Regions from separate parts of the Homo sapiens genome. Here all the other regions are linked to region 1. The links are chromatin contacts, found by Hi-C or POLR2A ChIA-PET in ENCODE. All regions are on one chromosome and are shown on one strand. The core of a region is the stretch at or near the end of the contact, and the rest is flanking DNA. Distances in the headings are between cores, read along the strand shown. Region 1 holds the start of ZC3H4 (zinc finger CCCH-type containing 4). Region 2 holds the start of PPP1R15A (protein phosphatase 1 regulatory subunit 15A). Region 3 holds the start of FOSB (FosB proto-oncogene, AP-1 transcription factor subunit). Region 4 holds the start of OPA3 (outer mitochondrial membrane lipid metabolism regulator OPA3). Region 5 holds the start of SPHK2 (sphingosine kinase 2). Region 6 overlaps SULT2B1 (sulfotransferase family 2B member 1). Region 7 holds the start of QPCTL (glutaminyl-peptide cyclotransferase like).

Region 1 (3,764 bases), core at 775-3,274:
TGATCTGCCCGCCTCGGCCTCCCAAAGTGCTGGGATTACAGGCGTGAGCCACTGCGCCCGGCCATGTTTTGACTTTTTGAAGAAACTGGGGTCTCACGATGTTGCCCAGGCTGGTCTTGAACCTCTGGGCTCAAGCAATCCTCCTGTGCTAGAATTATAGGCATGAGCCACTGTGCCGGCTGCAACATTTAATTTAATTAAAGTCTTTCTGTCACTCAGGCTGGAGTGCATGATCTTAGCTCACTGCAACCTCTGCCTCCCGGATTCAAGCGATTCTCCCCTCAGCTTCCCGAGTAACTGGTGATTACAGGTGCCGGCCACCACGCTTGGCTAATTTTTTTTTTTTTTTTTTTTTTTTTTTGAGACGGAGTCTTGCTCTGTCATCCAGGCTGGAGTGCAGTGGTGCCATCTTGGCTCACTGCAACCTCCACCCCCTAGGTTCAAGCGATTCTTCTGCCTCAGTCTCCCAAGTAGCTGGGATTACAGGCGCGCCACACCATGCCTGGCTAATTTTTTGTCTTTTTAGTAGAGACGGGGTTTCGTCACGTTGGCCAGGCTGATCTCAAACTCCTGACCTCAAGTGATCCGCCAGCCTCGGCCTCCCAAAGTGTTGGGATTATGGGTGTGTGCCACCACGCCCCGCTGCCAGCTGGAACATTTAAAAAACAGTAGGATCCGCTGGGCGCGGTGGCTGACGCCCGTAATCCCAGCACTTTGAGAGGCCGAGGCGGGCGGATCACGAGGTCAGGAGATCAAGACCATCCTGGCTAACGCGGTGAAACGCCGTCTCTACTAAAAATACAAAAAATCAGCTGGGCGTGGTGGCGGGCGCCTGTAGTCCCAGCTACTTGGGAGGCTGAGGCAGGAGAATGGCGTGAACCCGGGAGGCGGAGCTTGCAGTGAGCCGAGATCCGCGCCACTGCACTCCAGCCTGGGCGACAGAGCGAGACTCTGCCTCAAAAAAAAAAAAAAAAAAGTAGGATCAATATACCAGGAAGTCACATGGTGCCTCTGTCTCCAGATTTATCACTGTTGACACGGTTTTTCTCTCTTCCTGGAATCTAAGTGGTCTTTGCTTTGTCAGGGCCTGAAATAAGGTATTTCTTTTCTTTTTTTTTTGAGACAAGAGTCTCACTCTGTTGCCCAGGCTGGAGTGCAGTGGCATAATCTCGGCTCACTGCAGCCTCGCGACCTCCCGGGATCGGGCGATTCTCCCTCTTCAACATCCCGAGCAGCTGGGACTACAGGTGTGAGCCATCATGTCCTGCTAATTTTTGTATTTTTAGTAGAGAAGGGGTTTTACCATGTTCGTCAGGCTGGTCTCCAACCCGAGCTCAAGCGATCCGCCCGCCCCGGCATCCCAAAGTGCTAGGATTACAGGCGTGAGCAACATCGCCCCGCCTGAAATAAGGTATTTCTTCTGCCTGGAACCATCTCTTCTTTTTCATGTACCAGCCTAAAAGAACAATTACAAGACCCTCCTCTAACACTCCACCCACCCCCTTTATTCTTTAACTCTGTTTCTCTCCCTTGGGGCATTATCGGTTAAGTTCCATGAAGACAGAAACTGTTCCCATGCTCCATCACAGGGACTGGCACTGTAGAAAGAGCTAACAAGTATTTAAGGAAGATCCCTGGATTCGAGGTTACAGTGAGGTATGATCGTGTCACAGCACTGCAGTCTGGGCGACAGAGCAAGACTCTGTCTCTTAAAAAAAAAATCTTGCTGTGCTTTTTAGAACTAATCCTATGACCGTGAACCGATTACTTAAAACACCGAACTTCAGTCTGCAAATGGGAATAGCAGCAGCTTATGTTAGGACGGTTATGAGGGTCAAAAGATTTTGTTTGTACAGTCTACGACACCGGCCAGTGTTTCTAGCTCTGCTATTTGAGAGCCTTCCATGGGTCCTACACCCCAGGTCCTTAAACTCCCCTGAGGGACTACCAAGCCCCGCCCCTCTCGCATCCAATGATGACATCATCGACTGGGTTGTCGAGTGACGTCACCTCCGGGCTGGCTGGGCTTCATCGCTTCTCCGGAAACCTCCGACTCTCGGCACCTGGCCTCCAGCTTTCGGTTATTTTTTTTTTCCCTCTCCGTAGCCTGAATTCCTTCCCTCCCATTCTCCCACCTAAAACTATTGGCTCTTCCCGCCTTCCTTCAAACTAGCAATTTTCGGTTTTTCCCTCTTGCTCTCCGGCGAATTCCTGAAAGTCGTTTATTCTCCCCTTCAGCCCCGCCCGTTCAGCTCATTCTCTTAATCGCATTACCCTGGCTGCTTTTCTTTCGGCTGTTTCCACCTCCTGCCACCCACCCGGACACCGCTTTCGGCTCTTTCCGGACCGTCTCAGTTTCTCCTCCTTCCCCGGTCCCGATCGGCTTAGGCTATTTATGGCTCCCCTAGGTTTCTCATGCTCTCTCTAGCCCCACCCATATCACCACCTTCAGCTCTTTCTGGCTCTCCCCCGTCGCCTCCTCGCTCCTGCTCAGCTCCTTTCGGCTATTTCCGCCTCCCCTCGGCCTCGCCCTTTGCCTTCGGCTCTTTCCGCCGGCCTTCGGGCAAGCGGTCTCTACCCCTCTCCTGCACGTGACACGGCCTCCGCCTCCGCCTCTCAGTTCCCCCTCCCATCTCACCCTTCCTCCCGCCTCAGCCTCTAGGCTGGTTCGGGCCGAGCCGCCATTTTGTGTCAATTCCTGATTGCGGCGGGGGCCGGGCAGCCGGGGCACCCAGGGCGGGCAGAGAAGGGAGACAGTCGGCCCGTCTCCGCGGCCCGTTCCCTCTCTCCCTCAAATCCTTTTTTTCTTTTTAACCCCCCACCCCCCTCGCTCGCTCTCCTCTTCTCCCCTTACCCTTCGCTTGCTCCATCGCGCGCGGCCCGCGCTAATTACACCCAACCACCCACCAGTGTCCGTGTCTCCCGGGTGTCCCGCCCCCCGGGGGTGCGTGGGGGGGGGGCTCTCGCCCCTATGAGGGCCCCGCGCCAGTGAGCGAGTGACCGCAAGGGTGGGCTGCGGAGAAAGCAGGCGGCGAGCGGCCCTCCGAGGCCTAGGCCGTGCGGCCTACGCGGAGGTCAGCGCAGAGGTGATTCCGAAACCGAAAAAATATATACCCCATTCCCATCAGGAGCCCTCCGAGCTTAAGTGTGCCCCTCCCGCCACGCCCAAGCAGTCCTTTTTCGTGCATTAACATCCCCTCCCCCCCAAAGGAACTATGGAGGCCGCGCCCGGGACCCCCCCGCCGCCGCCATCAGAGTCGCCGCCGCCGCCATCGCCGCCGCCGCCATCAACGCCTTCGCCTCCTCCGTGTTCCCCCGACGCCCGCCCGGCCACCCCGCACCTCCTCCACCACCGCCTCCCGCTCCCTGACGACAGGTCAGGCCCCCGGTTGGGCCGGGGCTGCGTCCCCGGGGGGAGGAAGAGGAGGAGGAGGAAGGGGGGCGGCCGCCATGTTGGGCCGGGCCGCGGAGGAGGAGGAGGAGGAGGAGGAGGAGGAAGGGCGGGGTCGGTGGGTGTCTCTCGATCGCTTGCTCGCTCGCTCTTTCTCGCTTGCTTTCTCTCCCGGCCTCATGCGTTTCCCCCCCCTCGCGGCGCTCGCCCGCTCTCCCTCGCTCTCGCTCTGTCTTTTTTGGGCGCCATGCTGAGGGGAAGGTGAGGAGGCGCCCCTCGGACCCCCCGCGCCCGTCCGCCTGTCCTGGGGAGGGGGCGCCGTGGGGGGTGCTGCGGAGACCCACGGGGGTCCTGGCTGCCCCTGCGCCCGGAG
Region 2 (3,764 bases), core at 361-2,860, 1.8 Mb before region 1:
TCTCCTGAACGATACTCCCAGGACCTGGGGTCGGAGCCTGAAGATCGGGGGGACACGGAGGTCTTCCTGGCTCCTTTACTTCTTTCTGTTCTTTTATCCTCCGTGGCTTGATTCTCTTCCTCCCCTGGGCAAGACACCCAAGTGCTGGGCTTGGATCCTGGAGACAAGGCAGAAGTAGAGGTTCTGTGAGCTTCTTTCTTTACAGCTTCTTCATCGTCCTCCTCCTCCACGGCTGGACAACACTCCCGGTGTGATGGTGGATAAGAGAACTTGTTAACTCCCTCCTCTTCAGCAACTCCCTCTTCCTCGGCTTTCTCCTCCCCTGGGTTCTTATCAGAACCTTGCAGTGTCCTTATCAGAAGGCTGGGAGACAGGGGAGCACGCTGGCCATCTGCAAATTGACTTCCCTGCCCTCTAGGGACACTGGTTGCCTCTCGCTCACCATACATGCCATCATCATCATCCAAAAGTCCCCAGGCTTCAGGAAGGGAACTGCTGGTTTTCAGCCCCAGTGTTTCTCTGTCCTCTCCAGGGCCTCCACTGTCTTCAGCCTCCTCTTCAGGGCGTCTGCCCCAAGGGGTATGGGGGATTGCCAGAGGAGTCCTAGCTTCTCCCTCCAGGCCAGCTTCTACCAGAGCTGCTCCTTTTACTGCTTCCACCAGCCAGGGCTCTAGAGGTCCCAGGCCCCTCAGGCGGCTCCAGGCGCGGCTGAGGAGGCCCATCACTGGGGACAGGAGGAAGAAAGGGTGGGCATCCCTCCACGGGGTAGCCTGATGGGGTGCTTGGCCTGGGGCCATGTGTCTGGGCTGGAAAAGGGGGAGAAAAAAATAAAGTTTAGGGGCCATTTAGAGGATGGCATCCGGGCGTGACTATGAGTCATAGCAACGGAAATAGTAACACAACTATTGTAAATAGCAACGCGAGAGTCCCAAATTCCTTTCTGATCTCGGCCACGCCCATCTCTGTCCCTTGGCTCTGTTCTTATCTCTCAATAGCCAGGAGTCTGAGCCCCTAGTTCTGCCTTAGATCCAAGGGTCCAAGCCCCCAGCCCTCTCTTTCTTCAGACGCAGAACTCCCAGTCCCAAGAACCAAGAACAAAAGTCTTTACTTGCTTCCCTTGGCGACAAAGTCATAGTCCCTAGCTCTCTCATTCTGCTGAAGATTGACAAATCAAACCCTCACACCCTCCTCCCTCGCAGACTGAAACATTCTGACCCGACCCCCTACTTGGCAGATGATTCCTTCACGGGGGACCCAAGAATCTGGCTTCCAGATCCCTCCTCCCTCAGGCTCAGGACTCCAGGCTCCCAACCCCTTCTCCTTTCTAAATCCGGGCCCCCAGCCCCGTGGGGACCCAGGCGTTCCGACCCCTTACTCACCGGCTGGGAGCTGCGCGTCACCCCGGGGGCAGGAGCGCCGGTTCGGTCTGCCAGAAGCGATCACAGGTCCGGACGGTTAGGGAGGCCAGCGCGTTCATCTCACCCTCAGGCGTCGGGCTCCGAGTAACTCAGAGTATCTCCGGCTGCCTCAAGTGCCGTGGCGACAAGCGGGCGCGGGGTCGTGCAGCGTCTTGCATAAGATCAACAACTGGGATGGGAACCGATAAGAGCAACGAACACAATGGCCACTAGGCTTTTATAGCCTACCGCGCCCGGCGTGCTGACGTCACGAAGAGAGGCGGGGTTTCGAGACCGCAACCCGAAGGGTGGGAAGTGGAAGTAAGACAGGACTTCTCGCGGAGATTCCAGCTTTTGCAACGTCACGGCGGAGTTTCCGAGCGTGACCACGCCCCTCCAACAAACGAACTGTCAATCAAATGCGTGGCCCTGCTTCAACAGCGAGCCAGTTCTCTCTCAGCTCAGGGTCAATGCCTTCCCACCCCAATTTATTTATTTATTTAGTTAGTTATTTTGAGGCGGAGTTTTGCTCTTGTTGCTCAGGCTGGAATGCAAAGGGGCGATCTCGGCTCACCGCAACCTCCGCCTTCGGGGTTCAAGCGATTCTCCTGCCTCAGCATCCCGAGTATCTGGGATTGCAGGCATGTGCCGCCACGCCCGGCTAATTTTGTATTTGTTTAGTAGAGACGTAGTTTCTCCATGTTGGTCAGGCTGGTCTGGAACTCCCGACGTCAGGGGATCCTCCCGCCTTGGCCTCCCAAAGTGCTGGGATTGCAGGCATGTGCCGCCACGCCCGGCTAATTTTGTATTTGTTTAGTAGAGACGTAGTTTCTCCATGTTGGTCAGGCTGGTCTGGAACTCCCGACGTCAGGGGATCCTCCCGCCTTGGCCTCCCAAAGTGCTGGGATTACAGGCGTGAGTCACCGCGCCCGGCCTATTTATTTATTTATTTATTCATTATTTATTTTTCTGAGACGGGATTTCACCATGTTTGCTAGGCTGGTCTCGAACTCCTGACCTCAGGTGTTCTGCCTGCCTTGGCCTCCCAAAGTGCTGGGATTGCAGGCGTGAGCCACCACTCCAGGCCTATTTATTTATTTGTTATTTTTTATTTTTTTATTTTTTTTTGAGATGGAGTCTCGCTCTGTCACCGAGGCTGGAGTGCAATGGCGTGATCTCGGCTCACTGCAACCTCCATCTTCCGGGTTCAAGCGATTCTCCCTCTTCAGCCTCCGAGTAGCTGGGATTACAGGCACGCACTACCACACTCAGCTAATTTTTTGTATTTTTAGTAGAGACAGTGTTTCGCCATGTTGCCCAGGCTGTTCTCGAACTCCTGAGCTCAGGCAGTCTGCCTGCCTCGGCTTCCCAAAGTGTTAGGATTATAGGCGTGAGCTACTGCACCCAGCCTATTTATTTTTTGAGTAGGCGTCTCACTCTGTCGCCCAGGCTGGAGTTCAGTGGCGCCATCTCGGTTCACTGCAACCTCCACCTCCTGGGTTCCAGCGATTCTCCTGCCTGAGCCTCTGGAGTAGCTGGGATTACAGGCATGTGCCACAATGCCTGGGTAATTTTTGTATTTTTAGTAGAGACAGTGTTTCGCCATGTTGACCAGGCAGGTCTTTTTTTTTTTTTTTTTTTTTGAGACGGAGTCTTGCTCTGTCGCCCAGGCTGGAGTGCAGTGGCACGATCTTGGCTCACTGCAAGCTCCTCCTCCCTGGTTCTCGCCATTCTCCTGCCTCAGCCTCCCTAGTAGCTGGGACTACAGGTGCCCACCACCACGCCCGGCTAATTTTTTTTGTATTCTTAGTAGAGACGGGGTTTTTCACCGTGTTAACCAGGATGGTCTCGATCTCCTGACCTTGTGATCCACCCGCCTCGGCCTCCCAAAGTGCTGGGATTACAGGTGTGAGCCACCGCACCCGGCCGACCAGGCTGGTCTTGAACTCCTGACCTCAGGTGATCTGCCCGCCTTGGCTTCCCAAAGTGCTGGAATTACAGTTGTGATCCACTGTGCCTGGCCTCCTACCCCAATTTAGCCCACAGGCCCCAGCCTAGAGTCTCCCATTTTCTTTTTTTTTTCTTTTCTTTCTTTTTTCTTTTTCTTTCTTTTTTTTTTTTTTTTTTTGAGACGGTGTCTCACTCTGTCACCCAGGCTGGAGTGCAATGGCATGATCTTGGCTCACTGCAACCTCCGCCTCCCGGGTTCAAGCAATTCTCCTGCCTCAGCCTCCTGAGTAGTTGGGAGTACAGGAGCTTGCCACCACGCCTGGCTAGAGTCTCCTATTTTCACATGTGGTTGGTTTCCTCCCCGAGTGCGAGGGTGTCATTGTTCCCATTTCACAGATGGGGAAACAGGCTTGGAAA
Region 3 (3,764 bases), core at 398-2,897, 1.6 Mb after region 1:
ACACAAGCAGACACCCCCTTCTCCTGAGAGCCCAGGGACTAGATCCCCGCAAGGGCCTCGCAGATCCATTGGGTCGCAGACAGGCGCTCTTGTCACGACAGGGATCCCCTCCCTCTGCCTCTAGAGGCGCCGAAAAGAGACCCAGCCGCCAAGGAACCACGGGTTCCGGGGACAGAGAGGGGGGAAGGAAAATGCACCCTACAAATAGGAAGGGAAAGCTGATTGGCCAAGGCGTGCGCCCCGGCGGCCAATCGAAACGCCGGGCTGCCCCCTCCCTTAGCAACGTGGCCCCGGCGTTCCAAAATAGAACGCTCCCGGGACGTCAGGGGCGGGGCGGACGAAGGGGGCGCCGCGCGCCGTGCGTGCCCCGCGTCAGACGGAGGATTCCAGCGCGTCAGCCGTTACGCACGGGTCCCCCGTTACGTCTCCGCGCAGGAGGCGGAGGCAGCGCGGCTGAGGGTTCGAGGCCCCTCTTCCCGATGGGTGGAGGGCGACCCGGCACCGAAGTGGGCGCTCCGAAGGAGGAGGAAAGGAAAAGAGACTGCTGGAAGCTTCCCCGGGATTTCCCCCACCTGCCTAACTGCGCTAGCTTCAGGTCTGGGACCCGAGCAGGGGGCAGTCCCGGGGCCGGCTCAAAGTTCTCAGCCCCGCTACCGCATACACGTTGCATTGAGCAGCGCATTACCCACCCCACCCCCACCTCGCCCCAAAGCCTACCCTCCCTGCCGCGTTCCCTCCTTGCGCTCCACGCACGCAACCAATTGCAAACATCTCCCGACTCTTTGCAGTTTGCAAAGTGCGCTGTGAGCCTTTTCCATCTCAGATCTAGGGTTCTGATGCGCCTTTTTGTGGGGGTTGGGGTTTATTCTTTTCACCCTTGACTTAAAAAATAAAACCTACAAAGCAGCACCCCTACTATCAAAAACTTACCTGGGAGGCGGCGGCGGTGGGTGGACTGCCGAAGGAGTCCACCGAAGACAGATATTGAGACTCGGCAGAGGGTGAGGAGCTGCACCGGGAGCCGGAGTCGTAGTCTCCGGGGAAAGCCTGAAACATTTCCCTGGGCACAGGGGGGCCCCTGTGACCACGCTGAGGTCGCCGGGAAGCCAAGGCTATGGCCGGGTTGGGGAAGTAAGGTGCAAGTCCGGGGTGAGCCGTGGGAGTCCCCGGTGAGCTGAGCGAGTCCTCAAAGTACGCTGTCCGGGGAAGCTCGGGGAAGGAGCAACGTCCCGTTCCAACAATGGCAAAGTTTCTGTGCAGTCTTCCTGCGGTGCCCAGGCCCCCACAGGATGCCGCTGTACCTCTTGAAAGTGCAGGCTCCGTAGGACCCAGGGGCGAGGGAGGGGTTGCTCCCCCAGGGGCAGAAAGCGCTGTCCCGCTGTACAGAATCAGCTTCAGCTACGGTCTCCTCCACGCGTCCGGCGGGTCCCACGGGGGGAGGGGAGTAATAAAGAAGACCAAAAAAAGTAAGTCGGTCCTCCAAAAGAAAATGAAGAAATATCTGGAAGAATCTTTCCAAAAACTTTCTCCCCGGAAAAAAAAAGATTAATGAAATTTCATAACCCCCAAGAAGAACCACAACAATCAAGTTTCCAAGTCTTGGTTCCGCGTGTCCCTGCCGTGGCCGTAGCTCTGAGTCTTATGAATGAAGCACAGACCCGCCAGCCTGTATTTATATGCCCGGGACCCGCCCCCCTGCTTACGTCACCCGCCCCTTGCTGGACAAACTTCCCCAAATCTCCGGCCCCGCCAAATCGAGTCCCGCACTGTCCAGCAAGAGGTCTGTTCTAGACTCGATCTGGTCACTTGCATGACCCTCGGGGCCCTGGGGGTCTCGGGGGTTGCGTTCCGGGCCACTCGGCGGGAGGGGATCCCGGCCCCGCCTTCCCGGAGTTCCTGTGACGCAATTAGCCATATAAGGAGCTCGGCCGGCGCGGCGGAGTGTTTGTTTGGTATCCTAGCAATGACGTCAGAGGGAATCCCTCGCTCGCTCGCGCGCGCGCCCGCGCCCCGCCCGCGCCTGCGCAGTGCAACGCCGCCCCGGGGGCTGGTAATAATAGGCGCTTAGACTAGCCCCGCAGGGACCCCGCTGACCCGGGCGGGGAAGACCCCAGCCTGCAGGTCCCCTTCACCTCTGGCGCCCCCACCTACCCTGTTCTACCGATGGTGCAGCGCCCCCATTCGAGAAGAAGAGCAGATCTCCAAAAGGAGACCCTGATTAGTGTGGTGTGGTCACGTAGGTGGGGAAACTGAGTCCCGAGCGGGCTGTGATGCTCAGGTGAAAGTGGAGGTAATGGAGGGATTCCGAGGCTCGTCCTGGTTTCTGTCCTGATTCGCTGTGCGAGCTTAGGAAATGTTTTCCCTCTCTGAGCTTTAGCTTTAATCTTCCCCGCTGGGCAAAGGATGTGTGTCTTGGACCCTGCTGGCCTTACAGGTCCGGCGTTTGGGAGGGATGCGGATTTGGAGGAGATGGGAAATGAAACTTAGAGAGAAGCCTCTCTTCTGATGGTGTTGGTAGCCTCTCCTTCCACCTTTTAATCCACCCGGAGACAAAGAATGTGTAAGAGGGAGGGGATATTATTATTAATTCTAATAATAATAATTAATGCCTTGTATTTGGCACTTGCCAAGCACAGCTCCTGTGCTACGCCTTTCAGTAGAAGATTTGTAATCCTTAAAACAGCTCTGGAAGGTTAAGAGAGAAAAATCTTCATTTTATAAAAGAAAAAAATGATACTCAGGGAGGTTAAATGACTTGCCCAAGATCCCATCACAAGAAATTCAAACTCAGAATTGTCAAACTCCAGATTTCCTACCCTTTCCATTTCTTTTCTGATTTCTGAGACCTGCCTGGTTGGATGAAACTCCCTGAAAAACCTGTGTCTGGGGTTTTTTTAAATGATAATGGCAATATTAGTAGCTTTCACTTGTCAGGTCTTTTTTTTTTTTTTTTTTTTTTTTTTTTTGAGACGGAGTCTTGCTCTGCCGCCAGGCTGGAGTGCAGTGGCGATCTCGGCTCACTGCAACCTCCGCCTCACCTTAGCCTCTCGAGTTGCTGGACTACAGGCGCGGGCCACCACGTCAAGCTAATTTTTATATGTTTAGTACAGACGGGGTTTCACCATATTGGTCAGGATGGTCTTGAACTCCTGACCTGGTGATCCGCCTGCCTCGGCCTCCCGAAGTGTCGAGATTACAGGCGTGAGCCACAGCGCCTGGCCTGTCAGGTCTTTCTAAGCTTTACAATCTCCTTCTTACTGCTCTTAGCATGTACTGTTGCAATCTTGGCTCACAGGGGTACAGGTGACTACCTGAGCAAATCTTCTTAGCAAATGGGGTTCATGAATCTGACGTTTTTTTTTTTTTTTTTTGACAGAGTCTCACTCTGTTGCCCAGGCTGGAGTGCAGTGCCACAATCTCGGCTCACTGCAGCCTACATCTCCTGGGTTCAAGTGATTCTCCTGCCTCAGCCTCCCGAGTAGCTGGGATTACAGGTGTGCGCCACCACACCTGGCTAATTTTTGTTTTGTTCTGTTTTGTTTTTTGAGACAGAGTTTTGCTCTTGTTGCCCAGGCTGGAGTGCAATGGCACGATCTCGGCTCACCGCAACCTCCGCCTCCCGGGTTGAAGTGCTTCTCCTGCCTCAGCCTCCCGAGTAGCTGGGATTACAGGCATGTGCCACCATGCCTGGCTAGTTTTTTTGTATTTTTAGTAGAGACAGAGTTTCTCCATATTGGTCAGGCTGCTCTCAAACTCCCAAACTC
Region 4 (3,764 bases), core at 428-2,927, 1.5 Mb after region 1:
AAATGGGAAGGGGGCTGGTCCCAAATGGATGATGGACCTTAGGTAGTCCCAAGTTTCTGCATACCTTCCGTGTGGAAGGGACCCTGGAAAAGGTTGTTTTTATGGAATCCTGGCATTCTTAGTAATTCAGAATATCAGGGTTCACACACACACCAGCACCATCAGTAAAGATGAGGAAACGCAGGTCCCTCAGTGCCAGGAGCTTGACAAAGGACACTCAGAGAGTCAGACTGGATACCAAAGAAGTCCAGAGCCCCCTGATTCTGTGTCCTGAATGTATGTTTCCTCCTACACACCACTCCTCTGTTCCTGTTTTCCTTTTTTTTTTTTTTTTTTTTTTGAGACGGAGTCTCGCTCTGTCGCCAAGACTGGAGTGCAGCGGCGTGATCTCGGCTCACTGCAACCTCTACCTCCCAGGTTCAAGCGATTCTCCTGCCTCAGCCTCCAGAGTACCTGGGATTACAGGTGCCCGCCACCATGCCCGGCTAAATTTTTTTTTTTTTTTAGTGGAGATGGGATTTCACGATGTTAGCCAGGTTGGTCTCAAACTCCTGACCTCAGGTGATCCACCCTCCTCAGCCTCCCAAAGTGCTGGGATTACAGGCGTGAGCCATGGCGGCCAGTCCTCTGTTCCTGTTTTCTTCTGTCCCTCTGCCTCCGAGAATCTCTCAATTACCCATCAGCACTCCATCATCCAGGAATTTCTCTCAACCCCTTCCTGACATTGTTTATATGATTTTACTCCCTGCTGGGTAAGAAAGGACAGTCTGGGACATGTCCTTAAATTTATTTCTGAACTAGCTCCCTGGGGAACCTACCTCCTAATGAAGGAAGTTGGGTTGCTTGAGAACGGGTATGGTTTTATTGGCCAAGATGCCAGGCTATCAACCTCTGCAGGAACCTTGTGCCACCCCCTGCCCTGCTCTGGGCCTCAGTTTCCTTGTCAGTTACTTGGGAAAGGGTTGGATTCGCTGCTTCTGGGGGTGAAATGCACCCTCAGGCTGGATTTAGCATTAATAATGCAATCATGACCTGTATAGTAAGAAGGGCTATTTACTGAGCGCTTAACTATATGAATGGCACCATTCTAACCACTTCCCATGGTCCACTGTTTTACACTCAAGATTAGCATAGAAGCCTCACAACAACCCAAAGAGGCAACTGCTATTAGGATTCCCATTTGGTAGACGGTAATACTGAAGTCCAGAGAGGTTATGCCACTCATCTAATATTACACAGCGAGGAAATGGCAGAGCTGGGATCCCAGCCAAAGTCTGTATGACCGCGCGGCTTCCTCTTAATCCCAATGAGAGCCCTAGCTTGCAGAGGAAGGTGTATTTGGGGCTCATAGGACTAATTAGGACTAATTAAGAGCCTCCTTTGGGTGGGGACGCCAACTCGGAACGTGACATCACGAAGGAGTACAGTGACGTTGGCCAAGGCGGGCGTGGGAATCCACACGCCTTCCAGCATCCGTTTAACGGCACCGCCCCCTGACCCGCCTCACTTCCGTGTATATTTGCATATTCAGCGAACGGACGTCGCTACGCCAGCGTCGACGGGGTGACGTCAGGATGCGCCTCTGAAGTTTCCCTCGAGCGTACGTACATACGTACTGACGCACGCATGGCCACGAGAGGGCGGGGGAGGAGTGAAGAGGTTGAGGCGCCCCGCCCAGTCAGCAAGGTTGCGCGTGCCCTGTGAGACCGCCAAGATGGTGGTGGGCGCGTTCCCTATGGCGAAGCTGCTATACTTGGGCATCCGGCAGGTCAGCAAGCCGCTTGCCAACCGTATTAAGGAGGCCGCCCGCCGAAGCGAGTTCTTCAAGACCTATATCTGCCTCCCGCCGGCTCAACGTGAGTCTGACCCGAATTCCCTCCAACCTTTTTCCTTTCTCCAACCCCTGTCAGGTGGTTGCTTAGGGGATGGACTTCTGTCTACGACCAATCACAGCCCGAACCGGCAAAGTCCAGTGGCCAATAGTGGGGGGTTTCTGATAGAGGGGCGTACGGGTGGCCCAGTAGTGAGGGCGGGGCGGGGCGTAAGGGGCGGGTCAAGGAGCCACCACGCGAGTAGGAAATGCCAGCCGATAAAGGAAGAGAGCGCTTGGAGACTGATGCCCTGTTAAACCAATAGTGTGAGAGATGGGAGAAATTTGGACGGGGCTTTCCAGGATAGAGGAGCTAGGGGAGGGGCTGAGGAGAAACCGGACGGGGTCCTTTGCCCGGCTGTCCTTGGGCAACTTCATTTCAAAAGCGGCACCGTGTGCCTCAGTTTCCCCACTGATCTAGGAGGTGCTTGTATATCCTCCGTTTAGGACGTCGACGTGCCTCAGTTTTACTGTAGTCAATAAGTCTGGATTAGGGGCATGGTTCGGGGGTGAAGTCTGGGTTCTGGAGACATGGCCTGGGAATCCGGAAAAGGACTTTGAGCCAGAGAGGACATTCATCTGTGTACTCATTAATGCGCTCATACGCCGTCCTTTCATTCGGTTGACAGACTATGCGGCCTTTTTGCTCAGCACTGGGAGATATACTCCTGATCCATCACTGTCAACCCAGAGTGGTCGGGAAAGTGGGAGCCCCGGAGCTCAGAGGAACTGGCTGACCCAGGGACCTGAGGCCAGCAGGGCTGCCTAGAGGGGGCCGCCCGAGCTCAGATCTAAAGGGCATAGTAAGGTCCGGCGCGGTGGCTCACACCTGTAATACCAGCACTTTGGGAGGCCGAGGCGGGCGGATCACATGAGGCCAGGAGTTCGAGACCAGCCTGGCCAACATAGTGAAACCCGGTCTGTACTAAAAATACAAAAATTAGCTGGGTGTGGTGGCGCACACCTGTAATCCCAGCTACTTGGGAGGCTGAGGCAGGGGAATCGCTTGAACCTGGTAGGTGGAGGCTGCAGTGAGCCTAGATTGTGCCATTGCACTCCAGCCTGGGCGACACAGCAAGACTGTCTCAAAAAATAATAAATAGAAATAAAGGGCTTAGTAAACACCCAAAATATAAACTACTTTAAAAAGGTGATCTTGCCGGGCGCGGTGGCTCACGCCTGTAATCCCAGCACTTTGGGAGGCCGAGGTGGGCAGATCACGAGGTCAGAAGATGGAGACCATCCTGGCTAACACGGTGAAACCCCATCTCTACTAAAAATACAAAAAAATTAGCCGGGCGTGGTGGCTGGGCGCCTGTGGTCCCAGCTACTCAGGAGGCTGAGGCAGGAGAATGGCGTGAACCCGGAAGGCGGAGCTTGCAGTGAGCCGAGATCGTAACACTGTACTCCAGCCTGGGTGACGGAGCAAGACTCCGTCTCCAAAAAAAAAAAAGGTGATCTGTGTTGTGCTACGTGGGACATAAAATAAGGGAATTTAGCATCATTGGCTGGGTCAGAGAACCACTGAAACCGCCTTTGCAAAATTATGACTGACACAGCGAAAGAGATCTAAGTTAACTTACTCCATCTTGCTTCTAACCTCCAAGCTATCCTTGTTCATTCCTGGGCAAAGGCTGAACTAACTTTGGGAGAGATTTAGTTTGTAGTTTATAGTTTAAACAAACATGGTAACAGCCCTTTCCCAAAGCAGACCTCCTTCTTGTCTGGCGACTGGATTGCCTTTGTAGGACTAACATTAGCCACAAGATTAGAAATTATGGTTTAGGAGTCATGCAGCTGGAGGGTACAAGATTCTGACCCTCCCTAAACTGCTCCTAAGATCAGTGCTTGAGATATTTCACAGACCCTGCACTTGATGGATCAGCTGGCCTTA
Region 5 (3,764 bases), core at 1,262-3,761, 1.5 Mb before region 1:
CCCAAAGTGCTGGGATTACAGGCGTGAGCCACTGCGCCCGGCCCGAGATTGAGTCCTTTAAAAATTAACTGCCTGTTTTTCTGTTTGTGGCTAGTGAGCCTTATCTAACTCCCTTTCCCAGGCATCGTGAAGACCCTGTTTCTCTAACTGTGCAGCTGCAAGGTCACTAGACAGGATAAACTCAAGTCCTAAAACATGTTTTTCCTTGAAAAGTAAGAAATAATGTAATGCATGTCTCAATTGAATAACTGTCTTTGTTTCTCGCTGCTATAATATGCTTCCCCCTGCACAGATCTCCCCCTACCCCACGAAATACTTAAAATGTAACTTGACTCTTTGTTCGGTGCTCAGTCTTTTTCGATGTTAATCTGACTGGGCCAGTGCACCTAAATAATAAATAATAAGTATCCTCCTCAACCCCTCAGTTTCTCTGATTCCTAAATTATCCCACTGGAACACCTGCCTGGAGAGAAGGTCTGAAATCACTTATGGAAGGGCTCCCAGGCTGGGCGCGGTGGCTCATGCCTGTAAGCTCAACACTTTGAGAGACTGAGGTGGGAGAATCCCTTGAGCTCAGGAGTTCAAGACCAGCCTGGGCAACAGAGGGAGACCTAGTCTCTAGAAAAAATAAAAAAATTGGCCGGGTGCAGTGGCTCATGCCTGTAATCCCAGCACTTTGGGAGGCCGAGGCCGGCGTATCACCTGAGGTCGGGAGTTTGAGACCAGCCTGACCAACATGGAGAAACCTCATCTCTATGAAAAATACAAAAGTAGCTGGGTGTGGTGGCGCATGCCTGTAATCCCAGCTACTTGGGAGGTTGAGGCAGGAGAACTGCTTGAACCCGGGAGGCGGAGGTTGCAGTGAGCCAAGATCGTGCCATTGCACTCCAGCCTGGGCAACAAGAGCGAAACTCCACCTCAAAATAAATAAATAAATAAAAATAAAAAAATTAGCCAGCCATGGTGGAGGCTACTTGGGAAGCTGAGGTGGGAAGATCACTTTAGCCCAGGAGGTTGCAGCTGCAGTAGGCTGTGATTGTGCCACTGCTTTCCAGCCTGGGCAAGAGTGAGACCCTGTTTTTTCTTTTTTTTTTTTGAGACGGAGTCTCACTCTGTCACCCAGGCTGGAGTGCAGCGCGATCTCGGCTCACTGCAACCTCTGCCTCCCGGGTTCAAATGATTCTCCTGCCTCAGTCTCCCGAGTAGCTGGGATTACAGGTGCGCATCACCATGCCTGGCTAATTTTTGTATTTTTAGTAGAGATGGGGTTTCACCATGTTGGCCAGGCTGATCTCGAACTCCTGGCCTCAGGTGATCCGCAGGCCTTGGCCTCCCAGAGTGCTGGGATTACAAGCTTGAGCTACCACGCCTGGCCTCCAATTTTTTTTTTTTTTTTTTAAAGAAAAGCTTCAGATTTTGTCTTTCCACAGTATGAGGATCTTGGCTTTTAGATGGTCCCTTACCTGGTCCTGCTGCTCCTCTGCTTCAAGGTGTCCATTCATCTGCTGGTCCTCTGCTCTGTTACATCAACGGGACCCTGGCCCTGGGTCTTAAGCCATAGTAGGCTGGTAGGAGCAAGGAGTCAGGTCTCACTGTCCTGGCCTGACCTTCAGCTCTGTGGAGGAGAGGTAAGTGAGGAGCAGCATTGACAGCCAACTGCAGGAGGCCCTTCCAGGCTCAATGTGCCTGAGAACCAAGAGGCAGGGGCCTCCCTGGCGGGTGGGGGGAAGAGTAGATAAGTCATTTTAATCACTGCCCCAGCCAGTCCATCTGGTTGCACACAATATGTATGCTATAATAGGAGTGAAGGCTAATTTTTATTGAGCACTTATTATGTGCAAAATATTGACCTCAGCAGTTTTATTAACTTTCATAATCCTGAAAAACACCCCTGTGTGCCAGGCCTGTTGTCATCCCCTTTTTGTCCATAAGGAGAGTAAGGCCCAAAGAAGTTAAGTGATTTTCCCAAGATCACAGAGAGGTTAAATGACTTGCCCAATCACCCCATTAGTAACTAGCAGAGCCAGGATTTGAATTTGGTTATAGCCTTGCAAGGCCCCATCTCACCATCTTTCTTTGCCACTACTTCTCCCTGGGTCTCCATCTCACCCCTCTTTCTAGGTCTCCTTCCTACCCTTTGGGCCTCCATTCCCCCCACCCCCAAGCCACGGAGTCTCCATTTTGCCTCCCCTATGAAACTCTGTCTCCCTCTTTCTAGGTCAGGGAAGGGCCATCTAGGGGCCGGGGGAGAAGGAGAAGCGGAACTCAAAGGATGGGAATACAGGATGCTATAGATTGAGGTGCAGCAAGATCATCTCGGGTTAGACCTTAAGTAGGACTTCCCAAGCAGCGGCTGCGCCTACGAAGTGCAGCGCGAGATCAGGGAGCGGTGAACCTGATAAGGAAACGCCCGAAGCGTGGGGTCGGAAATTTCCAGATGCCCCGACTAGCCCTGCCAGCCCCGCCTCCTCACCTCCAACACTGGGCCCGCCGGGTCCTCCGGGAGCCACTGAGAGGCCGTCGGCGTCGGGCCAGAGCGTCACCGCGCGACGCATCGTGCTAGCTACACGCATCTCGCTCCCAGATCCCTTTCTTCCGGAAAGCTATCGAGAACACGGCCTGGGTAGGGCCAGAGAGGCCCCCGACGTGCTGGCCCTTCCCTCTTGGACGTTGCGCTTGTTCCTGCGCTCTATGCTCTCTGCCGTTATCGCCCGGCTAGTCAGTCGTCCAACTCACCACAGAGAAGTCCGGATCGTGGTAGAGCGCCGCGTCGCACCCATGTGACGTCACGGCGGCGCCACTCGCTTGAGGCTTTCCCCGCCCACCCCAGCCCGTTCTCTCTTTCCGGACCTGGCCGAGCAGGAGGCGCCATCATGGTGAGCTCGCTTTGCGGCGTTCGGGGCTGGATAATCCGCTGCCATCCGCCGTGGTTTTGGGCTAGGGGCACGCTGGAGGGCGGCAGGGGGTCTGCGGCTGCCCGGAGGGAGCAATTCCCGATACTGGGGACCTACTCTGGGGGCCAGGAAAGCAGGGATGGGTCAGTCATAGCCTACCGCCCCCACTTAGTAGATGACCAAGTGGAGGTACTCGGAGGCTGATATGACTGGGTTTACAAAGCCAGGAAGTGGCAGAGCCAGGATTCCGACCCAGGTGGCTGGACCCGCAGCCACTCTTAGTTATTTGGCTTTGCTGCCTTTATCTGGACCTGTCACTTTCTAGTATGAAAAGTCGGGTTCGATGGGGGCCGCGGCGGGTGAGAGGATCGAGAGCCGAATAACTGGATTTGGGGACCAGGCAGGTCTCTGAGTCTCAGGCCCCTTCCCACCTTGTGATGGTTTTTGAGCCTTTGCCCCAGTGTCTGGCTGTTCGTTGGGTACACAGTAATCTCATCTGACAAGTTTGTGAATTTGGGAAGAAATAATTCACAGGAGATGCTCATCACGGGGTTTTGCACACAGTAAGTGCTGCATAAGTGGAGCTATTAAATAGTTCTTGTAATTGTCAACACAGTCTGAAAAACTTAAGTTGCTCAGAAAGGCAGCAGGGCGGTAGGAGCCTGGCGAGGCGGCTCACGCTTGTTATCCTAGCACTTTGGGAGGCCGAGGCGGGAGGATTCCTTGCCCAGGAGATCAAGACCAGCCTGGCCAATATTGTGAGACCCTGTCTCCACTTTAAAAACGATGTTTTAAAAAGACACTATTTGGTAAGGGTTGTTGGATTGACTGATGCTGTAGGAGAGGTGGTTCTAGTAGTATTGCTAGGTT
Region 6 (3,764 bases), core at 931-3,430, 1.5 Mb before region 1:
CCAGAGTCACTCTCCCTTCTGGGTGTTTGTCCAAGAGAAATGGAAGCCTATATGTTCAAACCAACATCTACACTTGACCCTCATCTACACTCATGTTTATAGCCACTGTACTCATAATTGCCAAACCCTGGGAACAGCTCAAACGTCCTTGCATGGGTAAGTGGATAAACAGCAGTATTCTGTGCCATGCGATACTACTCAGCGATGAAAAAGAACTGGCCGGGCTCGGTGGCTCACGCCTGTAATCCCAGTACTTTGGGAGGCTGACGCAGGCAAATCACCTGAGGTCAGGAGTTTGAGACCAGCCTGGCCAACATGGCGAAACCCCGTCTCTAATAAAATACAAAAATTAGCTGGGTATGGTGGTGCACGCCTGTAATCCCAGCTTTTTGGGAGGCTGAGGCAGGAGAATCACTTGAACCTGGGAGGTGGAGGTTGCAGTGAGCCCAGATCGCGCCATTGCACTCCAGCCTGGGCAACAAGAGTGAAACTCCGCCTCAGAAAAAAAAAAAAAAAGAACAAACCGGCGGTTCCCACAGCCACAGGGAAGGCTCTCCCAGGCATTGCACTGAGTGAAAGAGCCAGACTTGGAAGGTAAACTCTGTGTAATTCCATCTCTGTGACTGTGGTTGGCCAAATCACAGCCTCCAATGATGTTGTCGTCCTAATCCTTGAAATCTGAGACTGTGTTCCACAAATGGCCAAACGGACTTTGCAGATGTGATTAACAATCTTGACGAGGTGGCTCATGCCTCTAATCCCAGCACTTTAGGAAGCCGAGACAGGTGGATCACTTGACATCAGGAGTTTGAGACCAGCCTCGGCAACATGGCGAAACCCCATCTCTACTAAAAATACAAAATTAGCCAGGCGTGGTGGCGCATGCTTATAATCCCAGCTACTCAGGAGCCTGAGGCAGGAGAATCACTTTAACCTGGGAGGCGGAGGTCATGGTGAGCTGGGATCATGTCACTGCACTCCAGCCTGGGTGACAGAGTGAGTCTGTGTCTCAGAACAAAAAACCAATCTTGAGGCCAGGCATGGTGGCTCATGCCTGTAATCCCAACACTTTGGGAGGCCTAGATGGGAGGACTGCTTGAGGCCAGGAGTTCAAGACCAGCCTGGGCTACACAGAGTGAGAACCCAATCTCTTTAAAAAATAAGAAAAAAAAGAAAGAAAACTCCTGGGCTCAAGCGATCCTCCCACCTCAGCCTCCTAAAGTGCTGGGATTACAGATAGATGTCACTGAATCCAGTGAGTTACAATTTTAGATAAAAATTTATCTAAAATTTATCATATATATATATATATATATATATATATATATATATGTTTTTTTTTTTTTTTTTTTTTGAGACGGAGTCTCTCTCTGTCGCCCAGGCTGGAGTGCAGTGGCGCGATCTTGGCTCACTGCAAGCTCCGCCTCCTGGATTCACGCCATTCTGCTGCCTCAGCCTCCTGAGTAGCTGGGACTACAGGCGCCCGCCACCACGCCCTGCTAATTTTTTGTATTTTTAGTAGAGACAGGGTTTCACCATGTTACCCAGGATGGTCTCGATCTCCTGACCTTGTGATCTGCCTGCCTCAGCCTCCTAAAGTGCTGGGATTACAGGCGTGAGCCACCACGCCCAGCCTAAAATTTATCTAACATTTAATCTAAAATTTGTCATTTATCTAAATGCTAAATGCTGCTAGAACGGTGGCGTCAGGGAGGCCCCTCTGGGAACTCGACATCTGAGCAAAGACTGAAGGTAGCGAGAGAGGGAGCGGTGTGTGGGGACCAGAAGGAAGAGTGAGCGCAAAGAAGTGAGTGGTGGGCTGCTGGGATTCTGGGGCCTGAGTGGGACTGGAGCTGGGGGGCCCTGAGCGGCCCACCCTTCCAGGAATGCGATCGGACAGCAGGAGGGATTTCTCAGCAGCCCTGGCGGTGCCGCTGACTCACTGCCAGCGTCTGTGATCAACTCGCCTTTGGAGAGAGAGCATTGCCAAGACTCCCCCACCACCAGCCTGAGCTGGGTTCAATGCGCTTCACTCCCAGGACGCGCCAAGCAGTGTCCCGGCGCCCTGCCCTGCCTCTGTCCGGGCTGTTCTCCCCGCCAGGCTCTCCCTCACTTGGAGCCCATCTGGGCAGGCGTCCCCAGCTCAACCTCTCAGCAGGATGACTCACCCTTGGCCGTGGCGCAGAGATACTCTCTTGGCAGGAGTGTGACTGGCATAACCTCTTAGGGAGATCGTTTGGGAACATTTACAGGATTCAAGGCCAGCTCCTTCTCTGTCTTCAGGGCTTGGGTCTTCCCTGACCACCTTGGCTAAAGCAAGAGACCTCCCACCCCGTGCACATTACTGCCCATCTCCGCATCCTGCTGGCCTCCTTTGCGGCCCTTTTTAATACTTTTTTTTTTTTTTTTTGAGATGGAGTCTCACTCTGTTGCACAGGCTGGAATGCAGTGGCTTGATCTTGGCTCACTGCACCCTCGACCTCCACCCTCCGGCTCCTGGGCTCAAACGATCCTCCCACCTCAGTTTCCCCAGTAGCTGGGACTACAGGTGTGTGCCACCACACTCAGCTAATTCTTAAATTTTTTGTAGAGACAGGGGTCTCGCTATGTTGCCCAGACTGGTCTTGAACTCCTGGGCTCGTGGGATTCTCCTGCCTTGGCCTCCCAAAGTGCTGGGATTACAGGCATAAGCCACCGTGCCCTGCTTATTTTTATTTTTTGGATACAGGGCCTTGCTCTGTTGCTCAGGCTGGAGTGCAGTGATGCGGTCACAGCTTACTGCAGCCTCAGTCTCCTAGGCTCAAGTGATTTTCCTGCCTCAGCCTAGCCTCCTGAGTAGCTGGGACTACAGGCATACACCACCACACCTGGCTAATGTTTACATTTTTTGTAGAGATAGAGTCTCACCACATTGCTCAGGTTGGTCTTGAACTCCTCAGCTCAAGCGACCCTCCCACTTCAGCCTCCCAGAGTGCTGGGGTTACAGGCGTGAGCCACCGCACCTGGTCTGTTGCCTTCTTTAAATCTGCCTTCCTCACTAGCAGGAGAGCTGGGAAGTGGCAGAATTTTTCCCTGTGCTATGTCCTTCCTACCTTCAAAGCCAATGTCCGACACACGGGTAACACTGTGTTCTTTTTTTGTTGTTGTTGAGACAGAGTCTCGCTCTGTCGCCCAGGCATGATCTTAGTTCACTGCAACCTCTGCCTTCTGGGTTCAAGCGATTCTCCTGCCTCAGACTCCTGAGTAGCTGAGATTACAGGCGTGCACCACCACGCCTGGCTAATTTTTGTATTTTTAGTAGAGACGGGATTTCTCCATGTTGGTCAGGCTGGTCTCAAACTCCTGACCTCGTGATCTGCCCGCCTCAGCCTCCCAAAGTGCTGGGATTACAAGTGTGAGCCACCGTGCCTGGTTAAATACTGTGTTCTATTTGCCAGATCCCCGAATGAACCTGACCCCCTAGAAACATAAGGAATAGACAGATGCCCTTGAGGAAGCGCGCAGTGAAATATATCCCAGGGCGATCATGGCAATGATGTTCCAAGAGAGGCCAGAAACAACAGGGGACGGGGTAAATGAGTCTGGACCTGGAAAAACGCTGGAATTCAGCCACTCAAAAGGAGTTTACATCTTGACAGGGACTTGGGTTATACATGCATCTCTGCATCTCTCCCTCTCCCTCTCTTTTTTTTTAAAACAGAGTCTTGCTCTATCGCCCAGGTTGGAGTGCAGTGACACAATCACGGCTCACTGCAACTAGCACC
Region 7 (3,764 bases), core at 1,265-3,764, 1.4 Mb after region 1:
TGAGTAGCTGGGGTTACAGGCGCCCCCTACAACGCCTGGCTATTTTTTGTATTTTTAGTAGAGATGGGGTTTCACAATGTTGGCCAGCCTGGTATTCGAACTCCTGACCTCAAGTGATCTGCCTGCTTCAGCATCCCAAAGTGTTGGGATTACAGATGTGAGCCACTGTGCCCAGCCCCCTACTCTGATTAAAATCATTCCCTTGACAGTGCTGGTGAGTACCTACTGGGTGCCAGATGTTGGGGAGACCCCACCTCTTGAAGCCAGCAAGACTCATCACAGCTTACCCTTAAATAGCTCTCACTGTGTGCTAAGCCCTCTTCTAGGAACCATTTAGGGGAGGGACTGCCAATACATGACCCCATTTTACAGATGAGGAAATGGGCTCAGAGAGGTTAAGAAACTAGTCCAGGCCGGGCGCGGTGGCTCACGCCTGTAATCCCAGCACTTTGGGAGGCTGAGGTGGGCGGATCATAAGGTCAGGAGTTTGAGACCAGCCTGGCCAATATGGTGAAACCCCGTCTCACTAAAAATACAAAAAATTAGCCAGGCATGGTGGTGCACACCTGTAATCCCAGCTACTCAGGAGGCTGAAGCATGAGATTTGCTTGAACCTGGGAGGTGGAGGTTGCAGTGAGCCGAGATCGCGCCACTGCACTCCAACCCAGGCGACAGTGTGAGACTCCATCTCAAAATAAAATAAAATAAAATAAAATAAAAAAGAAACCAGTCCAAGGTCACAATCTAAGTGGATGAGGTAGCATTGGGACTCAGGCAGTATTTAAGTGACTTTTTTTTTTTGAGATGGAGTCTCGCTCTGTCACCCATGCTGGGGTGCAGTGGCGCAATCTCAGCTCACTGCAGTCTCCGCCTCCTGGGTTCAAGTGATTCTCGTGCCTCAGCCTCCCAAGTAGCTGGGACTACGGGTACCCACCACCACGCCTGGCTAATTTTGTATTTTTAGTAGAGATGAGGTTTCACCATGTTGGCCAGGCTGGTCTCAAACTCCTGATCTCGAGGGATCTGCCTGTCTCGGCCTCCCAAAGTGCTGGGATTAGAGGTGTGAACCACTGCGCCTGGCCTTTAAATGACTCTTCATGCTTTCTGGAAGACAACAGATACATTACAGCACCAGCTCGGAGCCAACCTGTTTGGGTTCAACTCTAGGTCTATGATTTTCTAAACATTGGGTCTCACTAGGTTGACTAGGCTAGTCTCAAACTTCTCAGGTGATTCTTCCACCTTGGCTTCCCAAAGTGCTGGGATTACAGGCATGAGCCACTGCACCCGGCTAAGGTCTACTACTTATTATCTGTAGGATTTGTGCAATGTGTATAACCTCTCTGAGCCTCAGTTTCCCCATCTGCATAATGAAGATCATATTGGTACCCACCTTATAGGGCTGTCTGTTGCCTATGCCTAGCACACAGTAAGCTTTTGGTGGGGGCATTAAGGGGGGCAGTACAGCCTGGTGGTTTGTTACCAGCATGGAGTCTAGAGTCCGATTAACTCCAGTCAGAGCCCCAGTTCCTCCTCTTAGCTTCTTTGGGATCTTGAACAGGATTCTTATTTCCCATTCCCTGGAGGGCTAGGGGGTCAGGGACTGGAGGTGGGTCCCTTTACCTTTCTGACTTGGAGATTTCCCGGGCTGCCCGGGGTTCGCACAACCAGCAGGGGGCGCAGATAAGTGCTCCAGAGACGCTGTGGATCCAGTTGTCCCACCACCCTCCGCAGCCGGGCTTCGGGGAGGCTTCCGATCAATGGGACCTTGGGAAGGAGGTGGGATAGGGAAGGGAAGAATGAGAGCAACCCCCCCATTTCAACCCTACCCCGGGCGCCGTCACCCGCGAGGAGCCCCGGGTTCTCTTCCTAATCTGCCGCCTCCAGCATCGGAGACTTCTAGGATAAATCCAAGGCTCAGGAAAAGTCCTTCCAAGACCATCCGGTCCAGCCTACCTCAAACTTGATGGGGAAATCGAGGCCCAGTGAGAGAGAGGGGAGATGGAGGAAGGGACTCTTCCAAATAGTTGACTAAAGGCGTAGAACCCTGAACCCCCCCGTCTTACTATTTCAGACCTTTCCTCTTAAAAGGAAGCTACTGTTGCAGAACCAGCCCGAAGCCTTATTCCTTTGGTAAGGGTCATGCGCTCAGATGACGAAGACGGTGGCATCTGCGGTTAGGGCCGTACGCTAAAGCCACGTCAACCCTGGGTAACAGCGGGGAGGGAATGAGGGTCCCCGCGGTGCCCGGGTCCCCGCCCAGCCTCACCCGCAGCTCCCGGCCCAGCGGCAGCTCCTCAGTCCTGCGGTGCCAGCCGCTCCAAATGGTGTAGAACGCCGAGCCCACGGCCAGCGCCAGCAACAGAGGCAAGAGCCGAACCCGCGGTAGCAGGCGGCGCTTCGGCGGCAAGAGTGGCTCCATGAGGCCACGTTCCCCCAGCCGCAGGCGGGGTCGCCCGCGGCCCCCGGAACGCATGGCCGCTTTGCCCTGAAACCTGTACCAGACCACGGATTGAGTTTAGGCCCAGCCAAGTTCCTCCCCATGGAATCGGTGGGCCAATAAGCAACAGCTGCGGCTGCACCAGCCCACCCCACAGCGAGCAGCGAAACCAATAAGAACTACGGTCCTGAGGACACGCCTCCCAGCCTCCCTTAGGTATTGGGGTTGGTTCCCCTGAGAATGGCACGACCCAAATGGGAGCGCAAGAGAAGTAGGCTCCGCCTTAGCGGAGGAGGGAAAGCCAATGAACAGCGTTTGATCATGGAAAATATTCGATCTCCCGGGCGCAGGTCCATGCCCCTTCCGGATGTAGGCAGGGGATTGGTGGCGCAGGGTCGGAAAGATCAGTAGATACGTCAGTAACGCGTCCCAGAGGGAAGAGGGGCGGTGCCTGTCTCCGAAGCGAGGAGCGGATTGGCTTCACGGAGGCCGCGCCCCCGAAGTCACGGCCGGCGGGCATTTGGAAATAGCTTGTCATTTCCCTCCTTCAACCTGTACCATTCTTCAAGAAACGGTTTGAATCAGACTGCCTTTCCTTTTGTCTTCATTGTCATAAACATCTGCCCCCGTGTGGTTCTGACTGGCCGCGAACCCCTACCCGAAGCTTTTATTCCATCATTGTGCACCGTTGGTGGGGAATGCTGTGGCAACAGGCCACGCCTCCACTTACTGGTTGGCTTTGCGCAGGCGCCAACGGAAGTGGGTCGCAGGAAGAGGAAGTCCCGCCTCTCTCTCCTCAGGCAGCAGCAACGCGGAGGAAACGGGAGTGAACGGAGAGCGTAGTGACCATCATGTGAGGCCGGGCTAGGCTTAGGCGGCGGGAATGAGGTTGAGGGTGGATATTTGACCGATTGAGTGTGGGAAGGGTTGAGCAGAGCGGGGGGGGCAGGGGCAGATGTTTTAGGGATGCAGCGTCCTGCTTTTCTCCTGATGAGTTTGAGAACGGGCGTGGGGCCTTTGACGCATCGTGACTTCGGGAGAGGGGACAGCTTTATCAGATAACGCCCTGGGCTGGGCGCGGGGGCTCATTCCTGTGATCCCAGCACTTTAGTAGGCCAAGGCGGAGCATCGCTGGAACACAGGAGTTCGAGACTAGCCTAGGCAACATAGCGAGACCCCCGTCTCTACAAAAAAAAAAAAAAATTTAATTATGAAAAACATGTTTTAAACGATAACGGGAGTGGTCCTAGATAATTAGTCCTATTGAAATGAATGTTAAGGGGCAGCGATTTTACGAATACTGGGGGAGGCCGAGCGCGGTGGC

What was found. Hi-C counts contacts between places; a loop is a spot of excess contacts on that map. ChIA-PET counts read pairs that join two places held with the same protein, here RNA polymerase II (POLR2A). Pooled maps may share reads with other maps.
Region 2: a map of naive thymus-derived CD4-positive, alpha-beta T cell shows a loop between it and region 1 (36-fold over the local background). The contact joins the promoter of PPP1R15A here to the promoter of ZC3H4 in region 1. A Hi-C loop is called at or near these places in 1 of 168 maps with a recorded cell type or tissue (naive thymus-derived CD4-positive, alpha-beta T cell), 2 of 37 single-sample maps with no recorded cell type and 10 of 50 pooled maps. POLR2A ChIA-PET finds 5 or more read pairs at or near these places in 2 of 52 experiments (activated CD4-positive, alpha-beta T cell and activated T-cell).
Region 3: a loop to region 1 is called in a map with no recorded cell type, with 17 times the contacts of the local background. The contact joins the promoter of FOSB here to the promoter of ZC3H4 in region 1. A Hi-C loop is called at or near these places in 1 of 37 single-sample maps with no recorded cell type and 8 of 50 pooled maps. POLR2A ChIA-PET finds 5 or more read pairs at or near these places in 3 of 52 experiments (GM12878, MCF 10A and activated CD4-positive, alpha-beta memory T cell).
Region 4: a map of CD8-positive, alpha-beta T cell shows a loop between it and region 1 (30-fold over the local background). The contact joins the promoter of OPA3 here to the promoter of ZC3H4 in region 1. A Hi-C loop is called at or near these places in 3 of 168 maps with a recorded cell type or tissue (CD8-positive, alpha-beta T cell and gastrocnemius medialis), 2 of 37 single-sample maps with no recorded cell type and 13 of 50 pooled maps.
Region 5: a loop to region 1 is called in a pooled map, with 26 times the contacts of the local background. The contact joins the promoter of SPHK2 here to the promoter of ZC3H4 in region 1. A Hi-C loop is called at or near these places in 2 of 37 single-sample maps with no recorded cell type and 10 of 50 pooled maps.
Region 6: POLR2A ChIA-PET joins it to region 1 with 10 read pairs in PC-9. The contact joins the enhancer-like site here to the promoter of ZC3H4 in region 1. POLR2A ChIA-PET finds 5 or more read pairs at or near these places in 3 of 52 experiments (CD8-positive, alpha-beta memory T cell, PC-9 and activated CD4-positive, alpha-beta T cell).
Region 7: a pooled map shows a loop between it and region 1 (15-fold over the local background). The contact joins the promoter of QPCTL here to the promoter of ZC3H4 in region 1. A Hi-C loop is called at or near these places in 1 of 37 single-sample maps with no recorded cell type and 8 of 50 pooled maps. POLR2A ChIA-PET finds 5 or more read pairs at or near these places in 1 of 52 experiments (Caco-2).

Annotation. Positions count from the first base shown.
Region 1 is chr19:47,112,036-47,115,799 of GRCh38, reverse strand. ZC3H4 (zinc finger CCCH-type containing 4) reads left to right here and starts at 2,024. Exons shown (of 15, transcript NM_015168.2): 1 at 2,024-2,080; 2 at 3,211-3,376. The coding sequence starts at 3,216. RefSeq lists enhancers at 1,882-2,111, 2,352-2,511, 2,391-3,118, 3,119-3,764 and silencers at 2,922-3,011, 3,262-3,751.
Region 2 is chr19:48,870,267-48,874,030 of GRCh38, reverse strand. It overlaps PPP1R15A (protein phosphatase 1 regulatory subunit 15A), which reads right to left and starts at 1,610. Exons shown (of 3, transcript NM_014330.5): 1 at 1,380-1,610; 2 at 1-806. The coding sequence starts at 797. RefSeq lists enhancers at 323-372, 217-827, 753-842, 1,503-1,612, 1,723-1,782 and 3 more and cis regulatory regions at 43-543, 703-1,203, 1,390-1,963.
Region 3 is chr19:45,465,879-45,469,642 of GRCh38, reverse strand. FOSB (FosB proto-oncogene, AP-1 transcription factor subunit) reads right to left here and starts at 1,647. Exons shown (of 4, transcript NM_006732.3): 1 at 931-1,647. The coding sequence starts at 1,056. RefSeq lists an enhancer at 645-1,546 and a silencer at 1,731-2,010.
Region 4 is chr19:45,582,715-45,586,478 of GRCh38, reverse strand. OPA3 (outer mitochondrial membrane lipid metabolism regulator OPA3) reads left to right here and starts at 1,677. Exons shown (of 2, transcript NM_025136.4): 1 at 1,677-1,856. The coding sequence starts at 1,715. RefSeq lists enhancers at 1,618-1,797, 2,633-3,568, 3,569-3,764.
Region 5 is chr19:48,618,253-48,622,016 of GRCh38, reverse strand. It overlaps SPHK2 (sphingosine kinase 2), which reads right to left and starts at 2,511. Exons shown (of 7, transcript NM_020126.5): 1 at 2,474-2,511; 2 at 1,464-1,615. The coding sequence starts at 1,502. RPL18 (ribosomal protein L18) reads left to right here and starts at 2,839. Exons shown (of 7, transcript NM_000979.4): 1 at 2,839-2,876. The coding sequence starts at 2,874. RefSeq lists enhancers at 2,168-2,257, 2,418-3,097, 3,368-3,764.
Region 6 is chr19:48,566,932-48,570,695 of GRCh38, reverse strand. The region is part of intron 1 of SULT2B1 (sulfotransferase family 2B member 1); the gene reads right to left. Among named protein-coding and RNA genes, the nearest start is that of SULT2B1, 17 kb to the right of the region's middle. Within about 2 kb of position 2,180, at least 18 of the 41 ENCODE cell types and tissues checked have a DNase peak (open chromatin) inside an H3K27ac peak, as active enhancers do; they include PC-9, where a contact is called at or near this core.
Region 7 is chr19:45,691,416-45,695,179 of GRCh38, reverse strand. It overlaps QPCTL (glutaminyl-peptide cyclotransferase like), which reads right to left and starts at 2,514. Exons shown (of 7, transcript NM_017659.4): 1 at 2,270-2,514; 2 at 1,624-1,767. The coding sequence starts at 2,476. It overlaps SNRPD2 (small nuclear ribonucleoprotein D2 polypeptide), which reads left to right and starts at 3,227. Exons shown (of 3, transcript NM_001384647.1): 1 at 3,227-3,293. The coding sequence starts at 3,292. RefSeq lists enhancers at 1,807-2,357, 2,883-3,012, 3,023-3,152, 2,971-3,691.